5 separate regions of the Homo sapiens genome follow, and regions 1, 2, 3 and 4 are each linked to region 5. Evidence: chromatin loops called from intact Hi-C (ENCODE). Cell type or tissue: PC-9. All regions are shown on one strand. Links, peaks and the distances in the headings refer to the core of each region. The heading gives the core; the rest is flanking DNA.

Evidence for each region. Peaks named below come from ENCODE experiments on the same cell type or tissue, not always from the same donor. Only the 100,000 strongest peaks of a DNase experiment are listed, where the experiment ranks them.
Region 1: it touches region 5 in a loop (16-fold over the local background); 2 of 110 quality-filtered maps call a loop at or near these places.
Region 2: it touches region 5 in a loop (9-fold over the local background); 11 of 110 quality-filtered maps call a loop at or near these places.
Region 3: a loop joins it to region 5, with 6 times the contacts of the local background. A loop is called at or near these places in 3 of 110 quality-filtered maps.
Region 4: a loop joins it to region 5, with 10 times the contacts of the local background. A loop is called at or near these places in 4 of 110 quality-filtered maps.

The regions. Positions count from the first base shown.
Region 1 is chr7:143,211,696-143,217,870 of GRCh38, forward strand. No RefSeq gene overlaps it. Among named protein-coding and RNA genes, the nearest start is that of TAS2R40, 7.3 kb to the right of the region's middle. In PC-9, for the core only: CTCF peaks have their summits at 3,563 (motif pointing left) and 3,769; a DNase peak (open chromatin) is centred at 3,556.
Region 2 is chr7:142,476,339-142,482,513 of GRCh38, forward strand. It overlaps TRB. Among named protein-coding and RNA genes, the nearest start is that of MIR11400, 4.9 kb to the left of the region's middle. In PC-9, for the core only: CTCF peaks have their summits at 2,289 (motif pointing right) and 2,490; DNase peaks (open chromatin) are centred at 2,343 and 2,683.
Region 3 is chr7:142,320,697-142,326,871 of GRCh38, forward strand. It overlaps TRB and TRBV5-1. Among named protein-coding and RNA genes, the nearest start is that of PRSS58, 66 kb to the left of the region's middle. In PC-9, for the core only: CTCF peaks have their summits at 3,104 (motif pointing right) and 3,303; a DNase peak (open chromatin) is centred at 3,195.
Region 4 is chr7:143,001,288-143,007,462 of GRCh38, forward strand. No RefSeq gene overlaps it. Among named protein-coding and RNA genes, the nearest start is that of OR9A2, 23 kb to the right of the region's middle. In PC-9, for the core only: CTCF peaks have their summits at 997 (motif pointing left), 2,352 (motif pointing left) and 2,568; no DNase peak of the experiment used is centred there; H3K4me3 peaks cover 624 bases.
Region 5 is chr7:142,372,933-142,379,107 of GRCh38, forward strand. It overlaps TRB. Among named protein-coding and RNA genes, the nearest start is that of MIR11400, 99 kb to the right of the region's middle. In PC-9, for the core only: CTCF peaks have their summits at 3,149 (motif pointing right) and 3,354; a DNase peak (open chromatin) is centred at 2,869; H3K4me3 peaks cover 591 bases; H3K27ac peaks cover 2,872 bases.

The sequences.
Region 1 (6,175 bases), core at 1,129-5,128, 840 kb after region 5:
AAATTTGTAGAACTGGAGTAGGGAAGGATACAATCTAATGTTTATGTATCAAAGAAAGGCTATTTACAAACAAAAGAAGAGAAAACTGGGAGCAGAGCAAAGTTTATGTGCTTTCTCCAGTCATTATTTCAACAAATACTCCACTCAGATGTTACCTTCTTACTGAAACCTTCTCTTAAAATAATCCCATCACTACCCTATGCCCACTTTCTCTCTATTCCCTCTCCCTACTTTCTCATTAACTTTTTGAGGAACTGTTTTCCAAAGTGACTGAACCATTTTGTGTTCCCACCAGTGGTGTATGAGGGTTCCAGTTTCTCCATAGCCTTGTCAACACTTGTCATCATCTTCCTTATTTTTGCCATCCTAGTGGGTAAGAAATGGTATCTCCTTGTGTTTTTGATTTGTGTTTCCCTAATGACTAATGATGCTGAGCATTTTTTTCATGTGCTTATTGGCCATTTGAATATCTTCTTTGAAAAGATATCTATTCAAATCCTTTGCCCATTTTTTTTTTTTGAGACAGGGTCTCACTGTCACCCGGGTTGGAGTGCAGTAGTGCAATCACGGCTCACTGCAGCCTTGACTTCCCAGACTCAAGTGTGACTCTCCCACCTCAGCCTCTTGAGTAGCTGGGACTACAGGCATGTGCCACTGCACCCGGCTATTTTTCTTTTTTTTTCATTTCTAGTAGAGATGGGGTTTTGTTATGTTGGCTGGTCTCGCACTCTTGGGCTCAAGCAATCTTCCCGCCTCAGCCTCCCACAATACTAGGAATTACAGGCGTCAGCCACCATGCCTGGCCCTTTGCCCATTCTGCGGGGGAGGGGAACATTATGGTAGAAGTTTATTCAGAGGCAGAAGAAGGGAACAGTCACTTTTTTAAATTATAAATTCAGAGGGGTCCATATGCAGGTTTGGTACATAGGTATATTGCATAATGTTAGGGTTTAGGCTTCTAGTGAACTCATCACCCAAATAGTGAACACACAATAGATAGTTTTTCAACCCTTGCCTCCCTTCCCCCTCCCTGCTTTTGGAGTCTCAGTGTCCATTGCTTCCATTATTTTTCAAATAGAAGAGCATAACAAAGTTATTTTATCACAGCTCATGTGACACAGCCGTCTTCAGAATGAAGACTCAGAGATCCAGGGGAAACTGCCCATGTTTATAAACATTAACATGGTTCAGCAAAGTATGGAAACATGATTGGACAAAAAGAGTAAGATCAAATGCTCATAGACTGAAAGGAAGAACCCAGCCAGGCCTGTCAGTTCAGATTCTTCTTGGCATCTCTTAGCAGCATTCCCTTTGCCCATTTTTTTAATTGAGTTTTCTTTTACTGTTTGCTTGTAAGAGTTCTTTATATATTCTGAATACTAGGCCCTTATCAGATATATGATTTTGCAAATATTTTCTCCCAGAATGTGGGTTGTCTTTCAGTTTCTTGATAGGGCCCTTTGAAGCACAAAACTTTTGAATTTTTATGAAGCCCAATTTATTATATTTACTTTTCTTTCATTGCTTGTACTTTAGGTCTCATATCTGAGAAACCATGGCCTAATCCAAGGTCACAAAGATTTACACTTATGTTCTCTTATATTTACATCTTTGATCCATTTTGAGTTACTTTTTGTATATGGTGTAAGATGGAGGTCTAACTTCATTCTTTTGCATGTGGATATTCAGTTGTTTCACTACCATTTTTTAAGAGTTTTCCTTCCTCCAGATAGTTTTGGCACCCTTGTGAAAATCAATACCTTATTGTCTTTATGACACTTATCACCATCTGAAATTATATTATTTATTTGTTTATTGTCTACCCTTCCCAAACTCCCTTACTCCCTGTATTAGTCTGTTTTCATGTTGCTGATAAAGACATACCCAAGACTGGGAAGAAAAAGAGGTTTAATGGACTTAAAGTTCCACATGGCTGGGGAGGCCTCACAATCATGGAGGAAGGCAAGGCGGAGCAAGTCACGTCTTACATGGATGGTGGCAGGCAAAGAGAGAGCGCTCATGCAGGGGAACTCCTCTTTATAAAATGATCAGATCTTGTGAGACTTATTCACTAACAGGAGAACAGCACAGGGAAGACCTCCCCCCATGATTCGATTATCTCCCACCAGGTCCCTTCCACAACTCATGGGAATTCAAGATGAGATTTGGGTGAGGACACAGCCAAACCATATATCTCCCCTTCCTCCTACCCCCTGCAAACACACATACAAATTCAAATGTACATCTTCTTAAGACAGGAACCTGTCTTATCTACTATTTATCCCCAGGGACATCGTGGGCACTTAATAAATATTTGTTGAATGAATAAAAAGGGCTCCAGTTTTGTTGAAAATTAATGGCCACTGTATGTGTCTATACCCAAGCGCAGGTAATTACTTCATTTAGGGCAAAAAGATTGTTGAACATTGCCTAAATGAGATTTTATAGCCATTTCCTGGGTTGGATGAGAAGAACCTAATTAGGCAAGAAATTACCTCATTGGCAGAAAAAAAAATCCAGCAGAGAATTTTAATGAAAATCCAAATGCAAGTGTGAAGGGACTTTCTGAGACCCTCTGCTTGATAGTCCAATAATACCTCAGTAGGTGTATGGCTTTGGTCAATTCCCCTCACTTCTGAAGGACTTCGTTTACTCACCCCTATATGGGGAGCTCCTGTGCTAAGCCATCTTGCAGGTCACTGGCAGCAGTAGCATTATATCATTCTAATGTTTTGGATTGTTTTTGTTTTTGTTTTTGAGACAGGGTTTCCCTCTGTTGCCCAGGCTGGAGTGCAGTGGCGTGATCACAGCTCACTGTAGCCTCAACCTCCCACCTCAAGCAATCCTCCCACCTCAGTCTCACAAGTAGCTGGGACTATAGATATTCACCATCATATCTGGCTAATGTTTTTTTTTAACAGATGAGGTCTCACTATGATGCCCAGCTGGTCTCAAACTCCTGGCCTCAAGGAATCCTCCTGTCTTGGCCTCCTCTCCTGCCTTGAAATTACTCTGGGGTTCCAAGAGTAAGCCACTTCGCCCAGCATGTTTTGGATTCTTTAGAAATAGCATCTGTAATCAATTAAAGTTAGTCTACTTAAGGACTATAGTTTTCATTTGCAATTTATCTTGCAAAAATATACTGACCAATCTGTTAATTAAAAGTATATGTGGTTGGGGAGAGTGGCACATGCCTATAATCTCAGCTCCTCAGGAAACTGAGGCCAGAGGATCACTTGAGGCCAAGAGTTCGATGCTGTAGTGATGCACCGTGAATGCATCTGTGAATAGCCACTGCACTCCAGCTTGGGCCACATAGCAAGACCCTTTCACTAAAATATATTTTTTTTTAAAGAGGCTTGATTAAGAGACAATATAAATTTTCTCTTGAAAACTGTCTGAAATAACTGATCATAAGTACAAAGAATCAGAGACCTCCTTAGAAGAGAGGAGGTAAAACTCTCAGTCAATTGTCTCAAATAGGTTTTGAAAGGTTTCCCCAGAAGTTTCCTATTTAGAAAGAGCATGCCTGCCCACTAGTGGGCGAATTAAGGAATTGCTCCCTTTTCCGAGAGGCATTCATAAGGCTCCATCTTGTGGTGAAAACTGTTAATAAGCTTTACTGCTAACACATAATCCATTCCTAAGTAAGACCTAGGCCTGGAAGAGCTCATTCAAAACTCCAGGGTCTGCAGAAGCCAGAGACGTCAAGGTGTACGGGCGAACATGGCAGCCGTATGACAAAACAAACCAACTGTCAGGAAAATAATCACTGTGTTTATTTTTCTAAACTAAGACTGCAACCATACCAGATAATGTGTATGTGTATGAATATATATGTGATATTGAAGATTGTATCTTAAATTCAGAATTGAAAAAAAGATAAAATATAAATATTTCATTTCTAGTATTTTATTTTACAATTTGCTCACTTTTTCTTCAGTACCAATATGTCCTTGTTAAACCTGTGTTAAGTTGTATAATGAAAACAGAATTCAGCCTTGACTGGGACCCATTAACTAGAAGTGATAATTAGTCCTAATTAGTTTAATACTGGGAGAGAGCTGTTCAAAAACGTAGATATTTTAAAATATGAGTCTTTGCACAACTGTGAAGATATTTGTAGAAGCCTGGCATTCCAGTGTCACTGTACAAAATGTCCAATCCTATATCACACCATGAGTCATTTTTCACACTATAAGTAGGAATTGACAAGGTGCATTGAACAATGGGAGGTTATCTTCACAAAGTCTGAAATCAATAAGCCATTTTGAGGAATCAGTTTTCAGTGTATCACAATTTTTATCACAGGTTTCAGGCCATCAGTTGTATTTCTAGAAACTAATTCCAACCACAGAAAAGAGGACTTAGTAACGATGCCAGATATGCCTTCCTAAAACATTTTTTTTTCTTTTTTTAACACCCTTGGCAGCAGACTCTATTCTACATTTTATAACTGCTTTGTGGATGCCTTTGCGGGGAAATATTCAAAGTGTTTGTCTACCCCAAAGGTCAATTATATGATAACAATCTTCGCTGCTTAACATAAGCAAAGCTTTTTTCCCTCCAATGATGTGAATAAGTTCATTTCTCTTAACTGTTCAACAATGCTGCTTTGCTTTCAGCCATGACTAAGCCACCCACCCTCTGTGTCATGAGCAGACTGCCATGCTACGTGTCCAATTCATCACACAGTGCATCCAACACTCTGTGCCTGAAGCCCTACAAGGAGATCCAGCTCACAGTATGAACGCTGTGTTCGGGACATCTTCAATTTTTAGCTTCTCGCAGAAAGCAATTCCTGCTAAATAATGCAAGCAAGTAGATGTAAAGCCTGTGTCTTTATATAACTTGCCACCTAGAGTTTAAGTTTTATTGCAAGTCTGATATAAACACTGCTCATCCCAGGAATATCATCCTATAGGCACACAAGTCTTCTGCATTAAATTGTTTGAAAGTTTCCTCTATACACACAAAAAAATTATTTTCTTAATCATTTCCTAAGGTTGTGTCTGTCATGAGCACACTGTCCAAAATATTTTTCAGTCATATAAAAATTCTTAACCCCCATGGTGGTTAATAGAGCTCATTACTACATCTAAATATTACTAAATATGTATCTTCACCAACTGCAATAGCAAATGCCACCATTTAAAAATTTTTTCACATGATTTTTCTTTTCATTTCTTAGTCACATTTCCATTGCATTGAGCAACAGTATTTCTAGTTACATTTACATTTGCACGTGCTTGTATCTTTTCAGGACACACAATTTCCGCTACATTCAGTAGATTCTCTTTTACAACTTGCTATCTGTGAAGAATTTGATGTCCCAGGCAGATTTTTTATTTATGACTTCTTATTTCTTAAACAACCAAGACAAACCTTGTTGACATTACAATTCTCTCTTCAGCTCCTTAGGTTTTGATCACATGTCTCTTCCATGGCCCTCTTCTTTCTTCTTCCAGTGGTTTGTTTCATAATGGCACCTACACTGTTTTCTTAAATTACATCTTTTGCCAAATATGCACACAGGAGGGTTCTATGAGGAACACAGGAGGAACATATGACCCCCTCAGTCTATCTTCCTTTTCCTACTTTTAATAAAGATATGACTACAAGAAATATGCTACTTTTCTAATACTATTGGGTAGATGTGACTTCACACCACCAAAAACCCAGTTCTGCAAAATGTTATAATTATTTTCCTAATTCAATCTCTGAATTTGGTCTCCTACCACCTGATAAACGATATGTCCTCTTAGTCTTCTTCAGGAAGTCATTCGGTCACTTCTACAAAGATATTGAGGGCCACTTTTCCTGTTGCCCCAAGTAACCCTGGAGCTCATACTAAAAACCATAAGGGTAAGTCCCCCCAAAGGGCAGTGATTCTCAACCCTGTCCTGCTTCATATAAGAATCACAGTGGGGAGTTTTGAAAATGCCAATGCTTAGCTGTTCTCCAGAACAATTATTCATAATCTTCGAGGGTGGGACATATGTATAGGTGCTTTGCAAAAGCCCTTCCAGTCATAAGGGTAATTCTAGAATGTGGACAGGGTTGAGAAAAACAGATCTAAAGAAAGCAGCCAACAATTGAGGCCAAATATCTACCTGCAAAGCTTAATAAGAGGCAGCAGTACCTGCAAATGGCCAGGATCCCAGCAGCAGCCCTC
Region 2 (6,175 bases), core at 685-4,684, 100 kb after region 5:
CCTCATTTTAGTATGTTGAGTAGGAAGCATTGACGAACTTTGAAAGCTTTGCTCTTGAGTCTAGGGATGTGCTGGAGCCAGCTTGTATGAGTCAGAAGAATCAAATAGGCATACTTTTCCCAGCTCCCTGTTCAGTGAAGCCATGCTGGGAGCTTGAAATCTGCCATGGTGGGTATGTTGGTACAACAGAAATTAGCAAATGCTACCAGCCATGCCCCCACCTTCACAGACACCCAGTTTATCAGCACATCACTGGAGTATTTTCTGATGTCCCTGTTATGCCATGTCTTTTAGGGACAAAAGGGCTCAGAATTTATGTCTCCTCTACTCTGTTCTTAGAAGCCATCATCTAAGGGGGCCTTGATTGCTCCCATTTCTATCCAGCTCCCAAATTCTCTTGCTCTGTAGCTCTGTGTCTCCTGCAAGCACGCCAGTCTGGAACATGACAACTATTTTGAATGTAACTAAAGGTATCACTGAACCAGTTCATTATTTACAAATTATCTTTCCTTGCATGGAATATTCAGATGCTGGAGTCATTGGGAACAGAGATGGCCAAGCAGCAACTCTGGGTTGTGAAACACTTACAGCCCCGCTATTCTTCTGTGGCAACGAGAGACCCTGTAAAAAGGACAATTTTGCTTTGGAGACTAAGCAGCTCCCCACCAGTCAGGAATGACTCTGCTTTTACTTTAGGCTGAGAGGTCAGAAGGGTCACACCCTCAATATTCTCCTCTCCAAGACGGAGTGTGGCCACTCTCCATCTCAGTCCCTGGAAGTTGTCCAGAGCTCCCCGAGAATCCCTGCTCTGGAGGCAGAATCACCAAGGCTCATCCTCACCAGCTCCCCACAGGCTCCAGCAGGGCTTTCCCACCAGGTGCAGGGCACAGGAATGGCTCTGCCTGTCTCTTAGGTAGAGGGAGGCCAAACAGTGATGTTTGTATAAGAGGGACTGGGGTTCTGGGTCTCCTTTAAAGTATTTGACAAAATTTTCTTTGTTTTTGTTTTATTGTGCCATCTCACCAATGAGGAGAGCAATCCCTTGGTAGTTATATTGTTTTTGGCACTTGGGAAGGTTTTTGTGGTTAAGCCACATTAAGAAATTGTGCCTTTACAGGAAATTGTGCTGTACAGGAAAGTTCAGCTGTAACCCAAGGCAGTGAAAGAAATAGCAATAATTTTGAGAGCAGTTACTTGGGTATCTATGATAAAGGTGTTAAGTTTCATTGCCTACATCTAACTTTCAGTCTAGTGGAAATGAAAAGGCACAGTTAGGGGGCATGTGAGCATGCCATGAGAGAGATCGATGCCAATTGAGAAGTCTGTGCCATTCCCCAATACTGTGGGATTGAAGGGGAGGGAGAGATGACCTCTCCTTCAGACTGTGCTCAACAAGGAGGGAGTGGGAGTTCATCCATGGGAATCTGACGAGGAGCAAATCCCAGGGGCCTCTAACTCAGGGTGCAGGAGCAAATCCTTGGAGAGGAAAATGGTCCAGTTCAGCTGTCACAGGAGACAGGAGAAAGCAAAGTCATCTAATCCACAGTCTCCCGGCTGATTTGCTTCCTTATGATGCTATTTTGTACCAGCGTGTCCTCATCTCCCGCTGCTCCTCTGCCTGTTTCAGAATCATCTCTTCCGTGTTTGGTGCTCAGATCAGTGGATGTGCATTGTACAAGCTGATCATTTCCTGTAGCAGCCCCTTTGCTAGTCTTAGTTATATCCATCCTTATTTTCTGCATTAGGTACTGCTCCCTCCACCATTCATTGCTTATTGCCTTGTAAGAGGTCTCGTTTTATATATTTCAATTTTACTTTTTATTAATAGATATTTGACTTCATCTTTTGCTGATCTATACTTTTGGGGTAACATTGTCATTTTTGGAGGACGATTTGTTTATCTTTAGTGATTCAGATTAAATAATCTCTTTATACTTCAATGTCTGTGTTTTCTTCCTATTTTAAGCCAAATATTATTTCCTTTCATTCCTCTCCTTCTGTTACTCTTTCTTTAGATGGTAGTTTTAAGGGAGAAAAAGTTAAACTATAACTGGACCTATGTGATAAGTGTTATTCAGAATGAGGGTGGGATATTAAGATTGGTAACTCAAAGCAATAATCAGGGTTAGAACTAATGTTAGACTTAGGGTTTAAGGGAAGCTGCTCATAAAACCAGCGTGATGGCACTTCTGGAATATTCTGGCAGCTTCCTCTGCAGACACTTCCCAGCATTCCTTGGGCCATTACAGAAGAAACAATGTTGAAACTTCACGTATTGGCCACAAGATGGCAGTGTGGTCCACTGAGCTCGAAAGGTCTCTGGGGAGTCTAGGAGAGCATCCTAGGAGGGAAAGGGTTAAGAAAAATTAGGGCTTGGATCCTGTATTATGCAGATGTTGCAGCAGCTTTCAGTTATTGCTAGGCTACCTACAGCTATGCAAGAGACGGGAAGTCCCTCTAATCTTTAATGACATCTACAGTTGAGGAATTTTGGCCGGGGCAAATTTTGGTCAGGGGCAGGTGTAGAGGAGCAACTGCCTCAGAGGAAAAGGGAAAAGCGAGGGGTGGGCTGTGTCCTGAGCCCAGTGCGTCTCTGCTGCACCTCATCTTCCCTGCAGGTCTGGCCAGGCAACAGCTTTAATCTGCTTGAGTGATCTGGAATTCTAGAAGTTCAGAAGTCGTACTGATAACATCACCTTGGCTGAGATTCCATTGGACACCAGGCATGTGTTCTCTGGAGGACAAAAAATATTGAGAACAAGCTCTAAAACACCTAAGTAAACAGACTACAGAAGAAAAATGTTAGTAGATGCACCAAACTGTGCCGTTAGACCTGATGATAATTGACTAGTAGAATTACCAAAAAGAGACTATAAATAAGTCTCCACTAAGTATTTGTGTTATTGAGAGCAGTGTTTAAGTCTTCTCAGGGTAGATTAAAGAAGGAATTCAGCTATTATCATGACTTTGGCTTGGATGAAAATCCATGAAGTCCTCAATTGATTTTCTTGTAAAATATTACAGAATAATATTGAGCAAACATTTTATTTTTCTCCAGCCTGTATCCCTCCTTAGCACTAACAGGTAAAGCGAATACCTAGAGGCAAGGTTTCTTTAGTTGGGATCCATTAACTGCAGGACTGGGAGGTCCAGAGCTGGGCTTCACAGGGAGTGCAAACCCCACGTGCAGGGAACCCCGTGTGTCTGTGCTGTGCCCAACTCCCCTCTGTGAGGCTGTCGAAGGGAGAGGGCCGGGTCACCCGGGAACCCCACTCACAAAGAGGGGAGCAGGCTGCTTGCTGGGCAAAAAAATCACTTCACCAATTGGCCAATCTGTTGAAAGCCAAAATGAAAGGAAAGTCTGAATGTGAGAGTGATGAATGCCCAATTTTCCAAGTTATGAAATGTATAGCAGCTCATGGTTGTCAGAATGATTTCAACAGCATATAAAGATATTGTAAACAGCTTTTGTTTGTCTATAGCTTTCCTTGATATTGATCCTCAGTTGTTTTTCAGCCCACGCATCAGTTGAGCTTATTTTGATACCAAATTTTAAAGTTGCCACTTCAGTCACCAAGCACTTCTCACATTCTCCATAACTTACAGATATGTGTGCTCCTGTCTTTTCTTATTTTTGTGTGATTCATTTTTAAATTGGGCTGTACAGAATACAAGCATACATTTGTAAATGACTCCCATATTTTATGCAATTAACTGTTTACTTTTTAGTAACAATTTTATTTAAGGTTTAACTAATAGAGATAAAAACAGAAATATTAATACAAGGACAACATGGTAAATTTTGACAAATGCATATGCCAGAGCAACGGTAACTGAAATGATTATAAAAAAATTTCCGTCATGCAGGAAAGTGTCGTCATGCTCCGTTCCAATCAATTTCTATCCCACAGATAAAAACTTTTCTCAGTTATTTATTTATTTTGAGACAGTCTCACTCTGTCGCCCAGGCTGGAGCACAGTGCTGTGATCTCAGCTCACTGCAAGCTCTGCCTCCCGGGTTCATGCCACTCTGCTGCCTCAGCCTCCAGAGTAGCTGGGACTACAGGCGCCCGCCACCATGCCCGGCTAATTTTTGTATTTTTAATAGAGACGGGGTTTCACCGTGTTAGCCTGGATGGTCTCGATCTCCTGACCTCGTGATCCACCCACCTCGGACTCCCAAAGTTCTGGGATTACAGGCATGAGCCACGGCGCCAGGCCAAAACTTTTCTTATTTTTATCACCATTGACTAGCTTGGTCTATTCCTGCACTCCGTATAAATGGAATCATATAACATTTTTATTGAGTTATTTTCCTCCAAAATTAGTATTTCTGAAGTGTATTCATATTGTTGTATCAGCAGGTCATTCTTTATTATGACTAATATTCCACTGTGTAAATATACCACAACTTGTTTATCCATGCTCCCGTTGATGGATATCCATGTTACTCCTGTCTTCAACTATTATGAATAAAATTGTTGTGAATATTCTTGTGGAATTCTTTCTTGTGGATATATGGATTCTTTTTTTTTTATTTTCTTTTAGGTATAGACTTAAGAGTGGAAATACTGACTCACAGTGTAGATGTGTGTGCTATGCTTGCGTGTCCCCACAAAATCTCATGTTGAAATTTGTCAATGTAATGGTATTGGGAGGTGGGACAGTTATCACTAGGTCATCAGGGATCTGCCCTCAGAAACAGATCAACGCCCTATTGTGGGAGTGAATAAGTTGTCTTGGGAATGGTCTTCTGATAAAAAGTATGAATTCAGCCACTTTCTCTGTCTTGGGTGCTTGCTTCCCCTTCTTTCTGCCTTGGATAATAGCAGGAGGCCCTCAGCAGTTATGGCCCTTTGATCTTGGACTTCCCGGTCTCCAGATCTATAAGCCAAATAAATCCCTTGTCTTTATAAATTACCCAGTCTGTGGTATTTCTCTACAGCAGTAGGAAAGAAATTGAAAGAAAACATGGTGCTGAGAGTGGCGCTGTTGCTACAACAAGGACCTGAAAATGTAGAAACAGCTTTGGTTAATGGCAAATGGGTAATGGATAGAGGTTGGAAGAATTCGGAGAAGCAGACAAGCAAAAGCCTAGATTGCTGAAATAGATCATTAAGGGTAATTCTGGTGAAGGCTCAGGGGGAAATGAGGAACAAGATATCGGAAATCAAAGTAAATGCTATCCTTGTTGTAGGTAGCAAAAACCTTGGAAAAATTGTGTCCTGTTCTAGGACTTTCTGGAATAAAAATATTATGAGCTATTAGCTAGGATATCTACTGAAGGAAATATCTAAGCAGCTAAGCATTCAGGCTATTGTGGACTACTTTCAGGCACCAGGAAATTTAACCCAGCAAGAAAGGAGCCAAGGGAATAGATTTTGCAAACCAGCACAGATGGTGACACTACCTACCTCTGCTGTCCTGTCTCCAATAAGACAAACTCGCTCTGGAGTTAGAGAAAAGAGGAGCCAGTTAACATAATACACTGGGGTCAGCTTCTGAAGGCAGGGTGGATCTGAAGGGAATAACATAAACTGTCCAGAGCACTACGTATAGGATGACCTTGAGGGTGCTGAGTCCCAAGCTGGCTAGGTCTGTGCTATGAGCTGAGAAGGCCCTAGAATTATTTCTGGGGAATCTGAACTCTTGATAATTTACAGACAACACAGGTCTGCTTTGATTCTGATCAGATGGACTAAATCTTGGGGACTCTGCACCGCTGGCCACTCAGGAAATGGGTTGGGAATGTTGCCTGAGACAGGAAAATATGATAAGAAACATGGTGTGAATCTAGCATCAGAAAGATGATGTGAGGACAGCAAGGAAGAACTGCAACTTGAGGTTTAATCACAGGCTCCTCATCCTCCCCTGATGGGCAGGTGTGTGAGCTCCAGGATGGAGTACCACAGCACTAGGTGGGAGAAGGGTGATAGGGTGGTGGGGCTGCCTGTGAGCTGGGGCAGTGTAGGTAGAGGAGCAACTGTATCACCACAGAAGCTTCTGCCTTCACACATTCCTCCAGCTCTGCAGGACAGGTTGAGTCCAGGGTCCGTAGTGCGCTAGACTTAAGGAAGGCTGCATGGGGAGGACACAGGACAGTGACATCACAGGATACCCCTCCCATCAGGAAAATCAAGGCTCAGAACTCACTGGGTTCTTCCCCAGGAGGACC
Region 3 (6,175 bases), core at 1,336-5,335, 52 kb before region 5:
CACAGGGTGACACCTGACCAGCTCTGTCCCACCTGGCCATGGGCTCCAGGTACCTCTGATGGGAAGACCTTTGTCTCTTGGGAACAAGTGAATCCTTGGCACAGGTGGGATGTCTCTGAAGCACGCCTCATCCAAGGCACCCTCAGGCTCCCTCCTGTGTTCTTGCCCTAGCCTCTGTCTCCCTCCCTCACAGGCCCAGTGGATTCTGCTGTGCAGAACAGAGAGCAGTGGACCTCAGGAGGCCTGCAAGGGGAGGACATAGGACAGTGACATCACAGTATGCCCCTCCCACCAGGAAAAGCAAGGCTGAGAATTTAGCTCTTTCCCAGGAGGACCAAGCCCTGAGCACAGACACAGTGCTGCCTGCCCCTTTGTGCCATGGGCTCCAGGCTGCTCTGTTGGGTGCTGCTTTGTCTCCTGGGAGCAGGTGAGTCCCTGCAGACAGGATAGCGCCCCATTCTGAGCCTGTCCTCACCCCTGTGTCTTCCACTTTACCATGGGGAGGCACCACCAGGCTGTCTCCGGTGCTCATTCTCCATCTGCTTTTCCCACAGGCCCAGTAAAGGCTGGAGTCACTCAAACTCCAAGATATCTGATCAAAACGAGAGGACAGCAAGTGACACTGAGCTGCTCCCCTATCTCTGGGCATAGGAGTGTATCCTGGTACCAACAGACCCCAGGACAGGGCCTTCAGTTCCTCTTTGAATACTTCAGTGAGACACAGAGAAACAAAGGAAACTTCCCTGGTCGATTCTCAGGGCGCCAGTTCTCTAACTCTCGCTCTGAGATGAATGTGAGCACCTTGGAGCTGGGGGACTCGGCCCTTTATCTTTGCGCCAGCAGCTTGGCACAGCCCTACAAAGCCAACCACATTCTGTGCACAAACCTCCCTGGCCCAATGTGGAGCAACCTCAGCCCTGACATATCTGTGAGAACCTGGGGACTGCAGGGAGAAAGAAAGGCAATTTAGAATGCTAGGATCCACAGCCTGGGGCTTTCTGCAACTTGGCTGGGGAAAACAAGGCCAAGAGAGCCTGCTCAGAGGATGGTGCTGCTTCCGTAGGTTGACTGCAGCATTACCTTCTTTGCCGACACTGTGAACTACAGGAGTAGAGGAAATGTGTGTAATTTAACAGCTGGCGCACTCTTTCTCAGGACAAGAGATTTAATTTTGTGGTCAAGATTGTTGATAACAGTGTAGTGTAGAAGGGAGAATCACAGGGTTTGCTTTATACAACTTGGGGAGAAGAAATTGAGGTTTTGGGAAAGTCAAGGAGAGAGAAAACGAAAGATGATTGAAAACAGAGATAGAGCAGAAGGTGATGAAAAGTGGTGTTCTGTGCACCATGAACTCTCTTTCCCCCACCCGAAAGTTTTCAACACCTAGAAAAAAATAAGGAAAGGTCTTATAGCCACCGGAATCACCTGGTAGCCGGTCCCAGTCGGAGGCATCACCAAATTGCCGCTTGGCCATTGTGAGAGCCCTGGAGTTGCTTCTGCTGTCTTCCTTCTTCCAGCCCTGATCTTGACTCCTCAGGCCACAGTCAGGTACTTCCCAAAACACAGAGGAAGGTAAAGTCACCCTTCTTCCTAAAGGGGCAAATACTTTCCAGTTTCCCCCCAAATAAATTCTGCAACCCTGGGATTCCTTTCTGACACTCACCTCCCAAATCCAATTACCTTCTATGACCAAATGCTCTTTGAACATTTTCTAAAACTCAGCAGTCTCTACATCCTCTGCGTTTGTCCTTACAGTTTCCATGGCCTGGGAGGACCTTTGTTCTCCTAAGACGGGGCCACATACTGATCATCTGTCAAGGACAGGCTCACACCTGCCTTCCTCTTCACTTCTTACTGTGACATTCCCTGGGACTGTACTGTATCACTCTCTTTCCTTTATTTTAAAGCCAAGCATACAATTGATACTCTTTGATGTTTGCAAAACTAATAAGTTATTGCCCTCTCATACAGAATCCTGGAGTGTGATTAATTACTGTCTTCTCTTTACAAGGGACTCTACATGAAATATCATGGAGAATGATTATGAATAGTCTTAGTATTTCATGTAACTTCTGTAATATTCCTAGCAATTGTGTCTTCACAGTCAGGATTGATGACCAGTGCTGTCAAGTTCCCAAAGGGTATCTAATGCTGGAATTTGCAAATGTTCTTTTGGAGTGAAGAAAATTATGTTATTTAGGCTGACTGAAGAATCACTAAAGAAAGAAAATTATGGTACAGTAATATTTATAAAGACTCATAATCCTGTAAAAAACTTCCTCACCATAACCACACTTTCCACAGCCACATTTTTAGAGATTTGGTGAGGGTGGAATATAGTCAAAGGTGCTTCTTAATCATCCTTGATGAAATCAACCAAAATCAACCTACAACATTGAAAAAAAAAACTAGCTTTGCTCAGTAATGGAATCTTATCATCCTTGACAATGAAAAGATATTATGTGTTTGTGAGTGTGAATGTGTGTGTGTGTTTTCTTGTGGATACTCACTCACATAGAAGTTTCTCCCCTGGTGGCATTTTATGAGGTGCTGGATCACTGGCAGAGCTCCTAGGCACTTCTAGGTAAGGATAGAAAATAGCAGACCTAACGGAATCTGCCTAAGTTATAGCTGATAAGATAGTTTATTTCAAGATTTTATACATTCAGAAATAAATTTGTAAAATCAAAAAATCCTTTTTATAAAATGTGCTAGCTAAAATTTGTGAATAATTAAACTAAATGCAATGTGTGAAAAGATATGAGTCTGACTAATCAAAGGGAGCTCTGCAATGTAGTATTTTCAGCCCAGATTGGCTTGATATTGTCACACTTTCATCCTGTGGCCTGTATAATTCTGGCTCCTTTCTTCCATCTTAGGATGCTCATTGCAATAATGTAACAGCAATTTCTTGTGCAATCAAGATGTGTCCTTTTGTCTCCACTGGTCAAGGGTGAGTTTGAAGTTCCACCCTAAATCAACCCTTCCGGGAAAGCAATAGACAGGGTGTGTGAAAGAATGGGGGCTGCAGGGGTTGGAGTGGGGGCAACCGTGTTCCTGACTTGGACTATCCTGAGCTCATCAGGTCAGAAGGTGTGAATCCATGGGACTGTGGAATGTTGGCCACTTGGGGGCGCCGTGGCCCCACTATGCTGCAGGGAACCCTGGGGAGGGGTAGGAGGGTGGCCAGGAAGGGAGGGCGGAAGGGAATGCCTGGCTGCCTGCTGACATCAGGAGATTAGGTGGAAATTAGAGTAGGTCCTGGCCTGGGACTGCCCAGGGAAAGGTAGGGCCAGGGTTGGCACCAAGCAGGGAGTGTTTCTGCCTCTGCATGGGCAGAGGAGGGTGTAGGGGCTGGGGTGGCAAGGGCTGGGAATCAGTGTCAGGACAGGGATAGGGTGGGCAGAGGAAAGTGAGGTGTGATGTGGGCATGCGGGGACTGTGACCAGCCACCTCCCCTTTAGTTGAGGGGCTGTGCGGGACAGGAAGGCTGCATGGAGCTGCTGAGCCTGAGTCTTTCAATGGGTGAACAAGGCAGGAGTGGCCTGCAGAAAGAGTACCTGGAAAAGGACTGTACCCGAAGGAATTGGGTGACACTTTCTTAGCTCCACTCAGGGAGTGACCCTGAGGAGGGTGCTGCCAGCCAGAGGGGCTCAGGTCCTGGTGAGCTGACAGGCTTTTCCTCCAGACACTTCCTGTTGTTTCTGTATGTGATCTGGTTTTATGCTCACTGAAATCATGTAAGGTAGGTATGATTTCACCTGTTTATACATCTGAAGGAAAGCAGCTGTTCCGGGTCTCATATTAAGTAATTGGCTGAGGTGTTTTCCTCCAACATCTCTGCACCAGCCCCGTCCCCCGACTCTATATCTGTCCCTTCATCTGGCTTCCCCTTTCCAGGTCCAATTAGCAGGAGCACAAGGTCATGCCTCATATGTGACCATTGTAACCTCTTCCCTGACAAGTCCAAGGAACACGTGACTTCCAGGCCAAGCATATCCATTCACCTTTCACTGAAGCAAAACAGAAGGATGAAATTATCTGCACTGTACACTTCCTGTAACTGATATAATCTACCTTGAGGAAAAGTAACAAGAAAAATTGTTATTCATTAGTTATTATTTTATTTAATATATGTTTGGAGATCCTTTCTTTGTATAGATATTTTATGACATAAAAAGCAAAATAAAAAAGAACAAATGAAAATAAAAAAGAAAAGCTTGAAAGAATAATAAGTGTTTCTTACTTTTTAGAGTATTAAGGTTTGCATTAATTTTTTTAACTTATTCAAAGACGTTTGCTCAGTTTCTGAATTATACAGATTTCCTTTTTTTCTTCTCTTTTTCTCTTTAGCCACCTACAGCTTTTTCTGCCAGCTTTTTTAGTTTAATAACCTAAGGCTATCTTTTAAACAGATTTTTAAATGTACAATATAGTATCGTAATCTACAGACACAAGGTTGGACAGCAGATCTCTAAAGCTTCCTGATTCTTCTTTACTGAAATTTTGTAGCCACTGGTGGCAGCTGCCCATTTCCCCCTCTTCCTAGCCCTTGGAAATCACCATTTTCATCTTCACTTACATCAGTTTGACTTTTAGGTTGCCTCATATAAGCACAATCATGTAGTATTTGTCTTTCTGTGCCTGACTTTTTCAACTCAGCATAATGTCCTCCAGGTTTAGCCACATTGTCATGTATGGCCAGAATTTCTTCTTTTTAATACTTAATGATATTCCATTGTATGCATACACCACATTTAAGGTCTGAATATTAAATGTATAGTATCTTATTGTTTCTGCGAAACCATCTGTCACAGGAGTGGCAGGGTCATTTGCAGAACAGTAAGCACTGAGTATATGAATGCACATTCATTCGAAGTTCAATTCTGCTTCATAGAGAAGACTTCAAAAAAATAATAATTTCACTATTTATTGTTATTTTACTATACACAAATAGAATTTCTTTTTTCTTTTTTTTTTTTTTTGATACAGAGTCTCGCTTTGTCGCCTGGGCTGGAATGCAGTGGTGTGATCTTGGCCCACTGCAACCTCTGCCTCCCGGGTTCAAGTGATTCTCCTGCCTCAGCCTCCCGAGTAGCTGGGATTACAGGTATGCACCACCATGCCTGGCTGATTTTTTGTATTTTTAGTAGAGATGAGATTTCACAGTGTTAGCCTGGATTGTCTTGATCTCCTGACCTCGTGATCTGCCCACCTCGGCCTCCCAAAGTGCTGGTATTACAGGTGTGAGCCACCGCACCCAGCCAATACCCCAATACCATAAAATATTTAGCATATAGTAGAAATCTAGCTATTTTTATTTCCTTTGCTAGTCTCGGGCAGCCTCTTCCACTGCGCCAATGCCCAAAGGCAGTTAAAGACACATTTTGCCTGGAAATCTTAGGGTGAGGACTCAGGAAGCCACAGAAATGGAAATATATATGCGTGATGATTACTTTGAAAGTATGAACTAGAGAATGTAGCATATATCCCTCCTCAGGCATTTAAAACTCAGTATTATTGATATATAAGTTATATAAGCATTACACATTTTAAATAAACAGATCGGTTATACGTAACCAAATAATTAACAGAATGAGGAGCTCCTGAAAAGTTTTATGGTTTTAAAAGGGGTTGAAGCCAGGTGAGCTACCAGATCCACATTAGGGACAATTCTATCTGGAGATGGATATTGTGATGAAACAACCTCAGAAGGTCTTCTAACCTGGTACAGACTGATTTTACGAAGTTTATTTATTCATTTTCTTTCATTTCTTTTCTTATCTGCTCATTCACTCCAATTATTTTGTAATGATATTTTGGCGAAAATTAATCATCTTTAAGGGAAATATTTTGAGTTTCATCAGACACACATGCAGCTGAGCTTTGTGTTCACACACTGAGTGCCCTGGGGCCAAACAAAATACGGTAATAGTGACCTTGTTGAGAGATGACGTCACATTGGGAGAAAGGTTCTCTTTGTGTTGACACTAAGTGTCCAATTCATAAAACCTAAGCCTTGAGCTAGGAAATGCCCTTTTCTGCCCTGGGAAGCAGGCTCCTACATTGTGTGTTTCTCTGTCTCCTGGTCTAGCCTGGACACAGACAGTGTACCCACTCACGAACTTGTTATATCCTGGCTGTGAATTTCAGCACCAGGTGGCCCTTTGCTCTG
Region 4 (6,175 bases), core at 806-4,805, 630 kb after region 5:
TATGCTTCTATTTCAGAATGTTTTTGAAAATTTTTTGCTTGTTTATTTTTCCATAATAAAAAGTTTAATCTAAGCTGGGCACGATGGCTCACATGTGTAATCCCAGCTATTCAGGCGGCTGAGGTGGGAGGATCACTTGAGTCCAGCAGTTCAAGTCTGTAGTGAGCTATGATCATGCCACTACACTCCAGCCTGGCTGACAGAGCAAGACTCTGTCTCTAAAAATATAAATGAATGAAATAATGCATGAATAAAATGTAATCTGCTTCTCTAGATTTAAAAAATACTATTGATTTTTAAATTGTGATTGTATCATTTTTATGGATACACTTAGAGGAGAATTGATATCTTTGTATTGTTTACTCCACCTTTCCATTTGCTCAAATCTACTTTTGTGTCTTTCAGGAGCATTTTTTTAAATGTCAATCTAGTTTAAATGTAAATCTTTACTTGTTAAGCTTATTCCTAATAATGTTATATTTCTTTGCTTTTGCTTTTGTAAATGAGGTTCTTTCCTTCCATTATATTTTCTAACTTAATGTGTTTTATATGTGAAGTCTTTTGACTCTCAATATAAATTTTGTGCCCAGCCACATTGGTTTTTTACTTTATTTTGTTGAGATTTCCAGATAAACAAATTATTTAAAATTCATGTTAATCTTTTTTTCTCCTCCTTTTTAACATCTTGGCCCTGCATTTTTTTTCTCTTGTCTAATTGCATAGGCTAACATGCCAGAAATTTTAATTAGTTTACATAGAGATGCAGTACATAAATTTAAATTGAAGATCTGTCATTACATAAGACAAAGGGTATGTGTGTTATTATTTATTTTAGATTGGTCCATCCTCTCACCAGGAGCTCAGGCAGCTGTTAAACTCTGGAAAGAGGGCCTAAAAAAGATAGGGGTATGGATAATGGAAGCCCTGCATAAATTCTAAGCAAAGTGGCAGAAAGCACTTTCTAACCCACCATCCTGCCTCGAGGGAGGGCAAAGACTGATGTTAATGTCTTTGCTGACCTCTTCTGGCAAATCTGAAGTTAGCCAGAAGATGGAAGATTTGATTGGTTATTTTTTTCACTTCGATTTCATATGATCACAAAGTCCCTGGGTTTGCCTGATTCGCCTGTTTGAAAAGATTTTTCAATATCCCAGAAGTTGTTTTTAAAGTCCACACTTTCTTTAACCTCTCAGTATTCTTCTTTTCTTCCTCCTCTTTTATAAAATATTCAAAGCTTTATCTCCCTTCCTTCTCTCACATTTTTGGCTGTTCAAATATCTCTTATCCACCATTATCTTCCCCAATTGACTTTATTTCTGAGCTCCAAATTCATGCAGTCCTTGGAAACAGGGCAAATAAATGGGAAGTCAGTTTGCATGTGAAAACTGATCAGCTTGGCTGGAACAGTTTCAGTGGACAGTGGCAAGGAGAATCCAACTTGCTGCGGATTAAAAAAAAATGCATGGGAAGTATGGAAATAATAACAGTGGGTATGTACTTGTATTTCAAAAGCTTTGCAGGAAAGGAGATATAAGATTGGATGGTAACGTAATGGTTAAACAAGGATAAGAAAAGGGCATTCGTTCATTCATTCACTCATTGTTTAGGGTGTGCAGTGGCCCTGCAAATGCCCCTCTCACATCTCTAACGACAGGGAGCATAGCTGACTGGCAGCCCTAGCTGCTATGCTCCAAAATCCTTCTCATGTCTTAGTTAGGTCATGCTTCCCACAGACTGCTCCTAGCTAATGACTGTGGCTGGCAGGGAGCCACTCAGGTAAGCAATGTAAACTCAAGAAGAACTCGGTGCACTTGTTGGACTTTGTTAGAGCTGCACTGCAATCGCAGACTCTTCCACTCAGTCTTCCCACCTTGACTCTCTCCTTCATAATGCTCACGCCCCCATCACTATCTGATGGCTCTCGCTGCCTTCCCAATGCCAGGCTTCTTCCTTCTTCTCCCTCTGTATTTTCCCAAAGAAATTGCTCAGACTTCTGATCCTGCTGGGTGTCTCCTTCTTGGAAGACTCAGCCTACCACAGAGTGGAATAGCCTGGAGCAGGTTTGTAGGGTAAGAGTAGAGGTGAGAAAAGAGTGCTTTACTTCCCATTTCTCAATTGCAGATTTCTTCCCAAATTTTCTAGTCTTTGTCTGTCTGCCAGACTGGTGTGCTGCTGTCTTGCTACACCTTCCCGTCTTTGCATTTTCCTGATGTGACCCTTTACCTTGTCCCAATTCTGAACTTTCTATCTAGCTTTCAACCTAGGTAGACCAAAGGCATCTGAGCAACATCGGTGTACTCCGAGGAAGGCAGCCATCTTCTCCTAGGGTTTTGTTTCGGCTGCTGAAATATTGCCCTCTTGTGGTTGCCTCTATAATGACATATGAAAATTAACATTTTCATATGTCATAGAATTTCAAGGCCACAAGAAATAGGCATTTAGTACCAAAATAATTTAAAGAAGTGCCAGACACAGATCTGTAAGACATTAAAAATGCCATGACAATCCATTGGCCTTTGTTTCACCAGCAACCCATGCTATAAAGAAAAAGAGTGTTTACTAGAGGGAGGAAATTCACGGGAGTAGAGTTTTATAGCTCCTTCTCCCACATGCCCTAGGCAAGGAAAGGCCGTCTCCAAGAGGCTTAGGTCCTTTACTTATCCTATAGAAGTTAGGTCTGTTTCTTAGCCACTTCCTGGTTGAACACAAAGTCCCAGAAGACCCACCCTGGTGCCCCTAGGGGAGTGACATGGTGAGAGAAACTCAGGAAGCAATGTAGCCAAACCCAGGTTCAGCTGCTCACTGCTCAAAAGCCCAGCATGAGACACGAATTGGTGGGAGGAAAAGCATGTTCATTCGGAGAGCCAGCAAACCGAGACGATGATGGAATTGCATCTTAAAGTACCATCTTAAGTCGGTACAAATTGTACCCTTTTTATGTTAATGCTGGAGGAGGAGGAGGGGGTTGGGATGGAGAGGTGACCAATGACCTCAGACATCCGGGCACCAGCGAGGGTCTGAGGAGGCGGGGAACTTTCTTGTCTTCGGTCAGGTCATGATGCTCCTATAAATCTTTAACAAAACTTCATGCAATTGTTTACATAAGTCTCCTTTAATCCCAGAGTTAGTTTTTAAAACTACATGATTGCCGTTTTTGCGTAATATCTCAGTGCTCTAAAATTATCCTAGCCTACATGCAGGCATGGGTAAAGGTCCCTGAAACAAAAATGGAGTTAGTTATGTTAGTTCTCTTGCTGTTTCACTGTTACAGCAATGAACACCTACCTTCAGAGTCTGAGAGAGCAAAGAGTCCTCTTGCCTTATTAGTGGGAAGTTATGATAGCAAGCTGGTATTCCTATCATTGATAGGGCAAAAGGGGCCACGTGGATGCCATGGGAATGATGAACCTTGGTGAAGGTTCCTGGCCCAAAAGTGGTACCTCCTCAAATGAGACCCCAGCACTGAGAGGCTGTAAGTTTAACAAGCACAGGAATTGAAGGGGATCACAAGGCAATGTGAAATGCAGGTGTTCCTACAAGGTATCTAAAGAATCCACAAATGCACCCAGTAAGAAAGATACCGTTTGGATGCTTGCCCCGCAAAAGGGCATCAGCAGCTAGGGATGGGACAAACAGCTCCAGGCAAGTGAAGAGACATCATCCCCTTCCCCTTGACCTCCTCTTCCCTGTCTTAATACCATAGGATCCAGGCAAAGATGGGGGATTGGAGTAGATGAGTAAGGAGGAGTGAAAAGAGCAAACCATTTCTGCTCTCCACCTGCAGGTCTCTAAATAGCCAGTCAGCTCTGATCAGTGGAAAAGAAGTTCTTTAAATTGGATTCAATATTGAAGTTCTAATATAGATTGAAAAGCACAGTTTAACACCTGATAATGGGTCTTCATGAACACTATGAAGGCATTTTTAAGCAAAGCAAGGAAAATTACAGGATCTGCCCTAAATGTGACAGGGGAAGGACAGGGAGATCTGATGGAGCCTGTTGGAGGCAAAGAGAGAGGGAAAAATAAGGTTTTGTCCTATTTCTATCCCATTGAATTTAGCACATTTAATAAATCGACTACACACACCTTAAAACGTCCTTACATAATACAGGATGAATGAAAAGGTTCTGCCAATGAAGTGAATTGAAGTATTGTCAGGGCCCTTTAAGGGAACCCTATATCTTATTCCTAGTTCATGTCACTCCTCTTTAGGGACAAGGATCTTCCAGTGCCTGGGGCTTCTCTAATTTTGTGGACGTCAAATTGTGTAACCCTTATAACCCTTACAGATTCCTGTATTCCCTAAGGCCACTCTTAAGGAGCTCATACAGGGAACAGACAGATTTCTTCTTCTCTTGATCTCAAAAAGCATTGCTCGTGATCGTTTTTGATACTTCAAGACTGCCATATTCTTTCGGATCTGGCCAATGCTGTGTACGTTCAGGAGCATGAAAAGCATATTGTTGCATTTCAACATCACATATAATTTTAAAACTAGTTAGTTACAATAAATTAATGGTTGCTTGGCAACCAAAGAGCTGAGGTTTTGAAAGGAAGTACTCTATTACTGTTCAAATTAGAACAGCAAGACTTGTTGAAATATTCTGAGTTCTGTTGAATTCCTTATGATGGAACCAAACCCAGGGAAAAACAAGGGAACACTCACATTTTACAGCTCAGTTAATTTTAGGAGAGTAGAGAGGAAGTAAATTGCATCTCATCTCCTAGCTTGGGTTGGAACTGCCCAATTTAAGAACAAGTACTAATTAGCTGAAAGTAAAGCTCAGCTGTGACTTGGCTAAAAATGGGACCTCTTGCAAAAATGTACTTAAAACTGCGTGTGATAGATCTGATTCACTTTGCATGTGAAAACTGGACTCATACTGACAAAACAACGTGTGGGGGAAAGAGTTTGGGAGCATTTTTAAGACTTCAAGATGTTTGTTAGAGAAATGACCATCTAGTTTGCCCATAATGTAACCAGAAATAAAATCCAAACTGACATTTTGGCCCAGAGTCTTGATGAGTATCTCTAGCCAACATTCACTTGGTTGGCTAATGGTCAATCTAATAACCAAGAAATAGAACTGGATATCAGAACAACAGTTTTGATAAAATAAAGGAAAGGAAGACAGGCTGGATAATTCGGAGCTTTCTAACAGGGTTTTGGAAATGTGCATAAAGTTTTGGAGAAAATTTAACCAATCGTTTTGAAGCCTTCCATTAGTAGCAACTCAAAACTATTCAAAAGACTGAATGGTGAATTAACTCATTTTATTTTGAAACTCCTCTGTGCTTAGCTTTTGACTGAATTTAAATTTCTGTTGGAGCAAGCTAAGTTGTTTTAATTTTGATGTTCAAGTCAATTAACCTCTTATTGTGACTTTTTGCCTTAGTTATACAAATAAAATTTTATATAATGTTGGAGACTCAATCATTTTGATGCTGACATTTCTTAATCCTACACATGGTCACATACCCTGGAAAGATATACAAGGCTCTGAAAACACAGCTGCCACGGGGAAGTGAGATTGGATGGCTGGGAAAGAGATTGCTTTTCATGTTATTTGTTTTCACGTGGTCCTATACTTGTGTACTTTTTGAACTTTATGCCATATGAATTTATTAATAATTTGACAAATCAATTTAAAACCAACTTTAAAATCAAATTTCAAATGCATGTGGTTCAAAGAAAAGCACCATGATAGAATTGAAAGAACAGGATCTGGAATTAGGGACCTGAATTTGAATCTCCTCTTGGCGTTTGTGTAGTTAGGAGAACTCGGGCAAGTTACCTGACATCTCTGAATCCCTGTTTTCCTTATCCTTAACGTGGGACAGAGTATTTAATTTACATGGTTTGGTGAGGACAAGGCAGGTAATATCTCTCTGACAGACCTACTTCATGGCATGTGCTCCATGGACTGGTTATATTATTGGTAGCATTCAATATATTCAGTAAAAACAGTATAATGTGTGCCTTCTGTAATCCCCAAGGAGACAGTAAATGTGTTGGTAACATCCCAGTTAAATGCGTACCTGAGAACAGGATTTTCCCAGACATAGCAACATGGGTTTACAGTTTTAACCATTTCACCAACCTCTGCCCCAGGCTCTTCTGGAGGGAATCAACACAGCATTGAATCCCTTTCAATTAACCTTTCTTCTTAAGATC
Region 5 (6,175 bases), core at 1,447-5,446:
GAACATTCTGTGTACAAACATCCCTGCCCCAGTGTGGAGAACTTCAGCCCTAACATATCTGTGAGAACTTGAGGACTGTAGTGGGAAAGAAAAGCAGTTTCAGGAAGCTGGATCCTAAAACCTGGGGTTTTCTGCCAGTTAGGAGTGGGGATAACAAGGCCAAGAGGGTCTGCTCAGGAGGTGGTGAAAACTACCTTCTTCGCCAAACGCTGTACACTATAGGGATAGTGGAAGTGTTTGTAATTTAATAGCTGGTGCCCTCTTTACAGGGCAGCAGATTTAATTTCAGGGTCAAGATTCTTGATAATAGTGTGGAAGGGAAAATCATAGGGTTTGCTTTATATAATTCAGGGAGAAGAAAGTGAGATTTGGGGAAATTCTATGAAAGAGAAAATGATCAAAGATAGTTGAAAATAGAGATAGAGCAGAAGGTAATGAAACATGGTGATCTGTGCACCATGAGCTCCCTTCTCCTCCCACAGTTTTTGATATCCAGAAAATACAAAGAAAGGTCTTATAGCAACTGACATCACCTGGGGACTGGTCCTAGTTGGGGATATCACAAATAGCAGCCTGCCTGATGTGAGGGCCTTGGGGTTGGTTCTGACATCTTCTTTCTCGACTTCTGGATCTAGTCTTGCCTGCTCGAGGCACAGTCAAATACTTCCCAAAACACAAAGGAGGTCAGGTCAGTCTTGGTCCTAAAGGGGCAAATGCTGTCCGTTTTCTCCCAAGATAAAATTCTGCATCCCTGGGATTCCTCTCTGAGACTCAGTGCCCAGATTCAATTACCTTCTGTAATTAAACAGTTCTTTGAACATTTTCTAAAACTCATCAGCGTTGGTATCATCTGCATTTCTGCTATTTCCTTGGCCTGGAAACTTTTGTTCTCTCCAGACACATCTAGCCCCTGCTCATCTGTCAAGGATGGTCTCACATCTGCCTTACTCTTTGCTTCTTACCCTGACATTCCCTGGAACTGGACTGTATCAATTTATTTATTTACTTTTTTAAGACAAGAGTCTCACTCTGTTGCCTGGGCTGGAGTGCAGTGGCATGATCTTGGCTCACTGCAACCTCCATCCCCCCGGTTCAAGCTATTCTCATGCCTCAGCCTTGAGAGTAGCTGGAATTACAGGCACATGCCATCATGCATGGCTAATTTGTTTTGTATTATTAGTAGAGACACGGTTTCACCATGATGGCCAAGCTAGTCTCAAGCTCCTGACCTCAAGTGATCCCCACGCCTCAGCCTCCCAAGTGCTGGGATTACAGGCATGAGTCACTGCGCCCAGCCCTGGACTGTATCACTTTCTTTTCTTTATTTTCATAAGAAAAGCCAAGTTTATAATTAATAGTATCTGAAGTTTGTAAAATGAAAAAGTTAATGCATACTTATATAGAATCCTGGAATATCATTAATCACCATCTTCCCTTCAATGGGACTCCTCTTTCTTAAAATGTAATGAAGATTCTTAGAGACAGTGTCAGTTTTTCATATAATTTCTGCAATATTCTAAGCAATTGTGTCTTCATAGTCAGAATTGATAACCAATGCTATAAAGTATCCTAACTCTAAGGCTGGAATTTGCAAATACTCTTTTGGAGCAAATAAAATTGTGTTGTAGTAATATTCATCCAGTCTCATGATCCTGAAAAAACAAATTATTCAGCATAACCACACTTTCCACAGCCACATTTTTAGAGATTTGATGAGACTGGAACATCATCAAAGATGCTTCTCAGAAATCAACCTAAAAAACTGAAATAAAAATTAGTTAAGCTCAGTAATGGAATCTTATCATCCTTTCTGAGTAAAAGATATTGTGTGTGCAGGAACAGAAAACCAAACACCACATGTTCTCATTCATAAGTGGGAGTTGAACAATGAGAACACATGGACATAGGGAGGGGAACATCACACACCGGGGCCTGTCGGGGGGTTGGGGGAAGGGGAGGGAGAGCATTAGGACAAATCCCTAATGCACGCGGGGCTTAAAGCCTAGATGACAGGTTGATGGGTACAGCAAACCACCGAGGCACATGTATACTTATGTAACAAACCTGCACGTTCTGCACATGTATCCCAGAACTTAAAGTAAAATAAAAAAAAAAAAACCCAAGATATTGTGTGTGTGTGTGTGTGTGTGTGTGTGTGTGTGTGTGTTTGTGTGTGTGTTTGTGTGTGTTTTCTGTGGAGACTCAGCCGCATGGAAATAGTTTCTCAGGGTGGCATTACTAAGAGGTGTTGGGTCATTGGCAGAGCTCCTAGGTACTTCTGGGTAAAGAAAGGAAATATCAGACCCAATTGAATCTGCCTAAGTTATATACAGCTCATAGGGTCGTTTATTTCAAGATTTTTTAAAATTCAGAAATAAATTTGTAAAATTGAAAAATCCTCTTTATAGAATGTGCTATCTAAAATCTGGGAATAATAAATCTAAATATAGGCCAGACGCGGTGGTTTACACCTGTAATCCCAGCACTTTGGGAGGCCGAGGCGGGTGGATCACGAGATCGAGAGATCGAGACCATCCTGGCCAACATGGTGAAACTCCGTCTCTACTAAAAATACAAAAATTAGCTGGGCATGGTGACAGGCACCTGTAGTCCCAGCTGCTCAGGAGGCTGAGGCAGGAGAATGGCTTGAACCCAGGAGGTGGAGGTTGCAGTGAGCTGAGATTGCGCCACTGCACTCCAGCCTGGGTGACAGAGCAAAACAGCGTCTCAAAAAAAAAAAAAAAAAAAAAAAAAAGTCTAAATACAAAGTGTGAAAAGGTGTGGCTCTGATTATTCAAAGGGAGCTCTGGAATGTCGTGTTTCCAGTCTGGATCTGCTTGATATCCTCACACTGTTTCACCCTGTGGCCTGTATAATTCTGGCTCCTCTCTTCCATCTTAGGATACTCATTGCAATGATGTAGCAGCAGTTTATTGTGCAATCAAGATGTGCCCTTTTGTTTTCACTGGCCAAGGGTGAATTTGAAGTTCCACCCTAAGTCAACCCTTCTGGGAAAGCAATAGAGAGTGTGTGTGTGAGAGGGTGTGGGTTGCAGGGGTTGGTGTAGGGGCATCTCTGCTCCTGACTTAGACAATGCTGAGCTCATCAGGTCAGAAGGTGTGAATCCATGAGACTGGAACTTTGGCCACTTGGAGGTGCTGTGGCTCCACAAAGCTGTGGGGAACCCTGGGGAGGGGTGGAGGGTGACCCAGGAGAGGACGGCTGAAGGGAATGCTTGGCTGCGTGCTGGCATCAGGAGGCGGTTGGAATTCAGAGTAGGTCCTGGGACTGCCCAGGGCAAGGTAGGCACACCAGGGACCTCAGTTTGCATCAAGGAGAGAATGTCTTTGCCTCTGCATGGGCAGTGGAGGGTGAAGAGGCTGGGGCAGCAAGGGCTGGGAGTCAGTGCCAAGAAAGTGACAGGGGTTGTCAGAGAAAAATAAGGTGGGATATGGGCATGTGGAGACTGTGTTCCACCTGCCCCACTTTTAATTTCAGGGTTGTGTAGGACAGGAATGGTGCAGGAAGCAGCAGAGCCTGGGGTCTGACAATGGGTAGAGCAGGCAGGGGTGGCCTGCAGGGAGAGTTACTGGGAAAGGCCGGTTTCCCAAGGAAATGCCTGAAACATTCCTGCCCCACTCAGGAAATGACCATGAGGTGGGTGCTGCCAGACAGAGGGGTTCAGGCCCTGCAGAGCTGACAGGCCTTTCCCAGGCACTCCCTGCTGCTTCTACATGTGATCTGCTTTAATGCCCACTGATATCAGGTAGGGTAAATATGATTTTACCTGTTTATACATATGGGGGAAGCAGCTGTCCCTGTTCTCATGTTTAGTAACCGGCTATAGTCAGTTCCTCCAACACCTCTGCACGCCGCCCTGCTCTGTACATGTGTCCTCTCCTCTGGCTTCCTCATTTCAGATCCCCGTTAGCAGGAGGGAAAGATCATGTCTCATATGTGGTCATTAAAACCTCTTCCCCGACAAGCCCAAGGAACTTCCAGGTCAAGCATCTACATTCATCCTTCACTGTAGGAAAGAAAAAGAAATAAAATTTTCTGCACTGTGGACTTTCTGTAACTGATGTAATATACCTTGAGGAAAATGAGCATAAATAGTTGCTATTCATTCATTAATTAATCTTATTCTTTTACTCAATAAACTTTTTGAGGATCCTTCTTTGTATAAGGTATTCTGTGACATAAAATTGAAAAGAAAAAATATTAAGTGGAAAAAATGTTTCTTGCTTTTTAGAGTGTTAAGGTTTGCATTTATTTTTTAAATTGTTTTCTTTATTAAAAATAGTTTACTGATTTCTAAATTATACAAATTTACTTTTTTCTCTTTCTTTGGCTAACTAGTCCCATTTTAGACAGCCATTTAATTTAACTGTGGTAGGAATATGTAATATGAAATATATCTTTTTAACAGATTTTTGTATGTACAATACGGTATTGTAATCTACGGGCAAAAGGTTGTACGGCAATCTCTAGATCTTATTCATCCTCCTTAACTGAAATTGTATACCATTGACAGCAACTCTCCATTTACTCCAATCCCCAGCCCTTGGAAATTACCTTCACCTTTGCTTCCGTTACTTCAATTATTTACGTTCCATCATATAAGCAGAATCATGTGGTATTTGCCTTTCTGTGCCTGGCTTATTCACTTAGTGTAATGTCCTGTGGGTTTATCCACATTGTCATATATGGCTGGATTTTCCTCTTTTTAAATGTTTAAAATACTTCTTTGTATGCATCTAACATGTTTAAGGTCTGAAGTATAAAATGTGTCATATCTGACTGTTTCTATGAAACAGTCTGTCACATGACTGGCAGTCATTTGCAGAACTGCAAGCACTGAGTACACTGATGCACATTCACAGTTCAATTCTGCTTCATGGAGAAGACTTAGAGAAAATATTAATCTAATCATTCATTATCATTTTATGATGCACAAAATAGAAAGCCTTCATTAGGAAAATTTCAATTAATTAGAAATTCAACTATACGAAAACATCTTAACGTGCAAAAGCTATTCTCATTTTACAGGTAGAGGAATTGGCCCATAGTTTAAATTACTTGACCAAATTAAGTAGGAATTAGGATGCAGTACTGGGGTTCTAACCCTGGTCTATCAAAGCCCTGTATTTTATAGCTATATACTATAATCTATTTCATAACAAATGATGCTTATCTTCACAAAAATTCAAATGTTATCTCCTAGGTCCCTTTCAGACCTGCTGGCTCTAATAACATCATAGACAGAAATCAGTTTACCCTGGGCGGGGGGGTGGGAAACAACTATGAATGGGTACCATGACATCAAGCCTGACTCCCATTCTAGCACCAGCTCCTCAAGACGTGAGGCCAGTTCTTGACAGATTTGGCTTAGTTTGTTTTCTGTTTTTTTGTTTTTGTTGTTGTTGTTGTTTGTTTGTTTTAATCTATGAAATGAGACTGCTACTGTCCATCTGCAGGGCTGTGTACAAAATTAAATAGCATAAAGTATCTAGCATGTAGCAGAAATCTAGATATTAGGTTGGTGCAAAACTAATTGAGGTTTTTGCCGTTACTTTTAGTTACTTTTAATGGTAAGAACTGCAATACTTTTGTACCAACATAATATTTTCATTTCCTTTGATAATCTCAGATAGCCTCTTTCACCATGCCAATGTGCAAAGGCAGATACGGACATATGATACCTAGAAATCTTAGGTTGAGGATTCAGAAGTCACAGAAATGGAAATATACATTTCCTCTGATGATTTATTTGATGAAATTAACTAATTAACTAAAGAATGCAGTATGGATCCCTCTTGAGGCATTTAAAAATCAATGTTGTTGACATATAAATTATACAATGTAAACATTATACATTTTAAATGAACAGATCAGTGATTTTTGAGCAATATATATGTATATGCCCTTATAATCCCCACCCCTCTTAAAATGTAAAATATCCCCACCCCTATTAAAATGTAGAATATCTCCAGAAAGTTCCCTCGAACACCTCTGCAATGCCTATCTTGGTCCCAGAAAACCAATGATGTAACTTCTATCACTGGAGAGTAGTTTTGTTCACAAATATTTTTAATGTCAATTTAAAACCCATACTGATTAATCCTCTTGAATACATAGCTAAATAATCAAGGCAAGGAAGAGTTTCTGGGAGGTT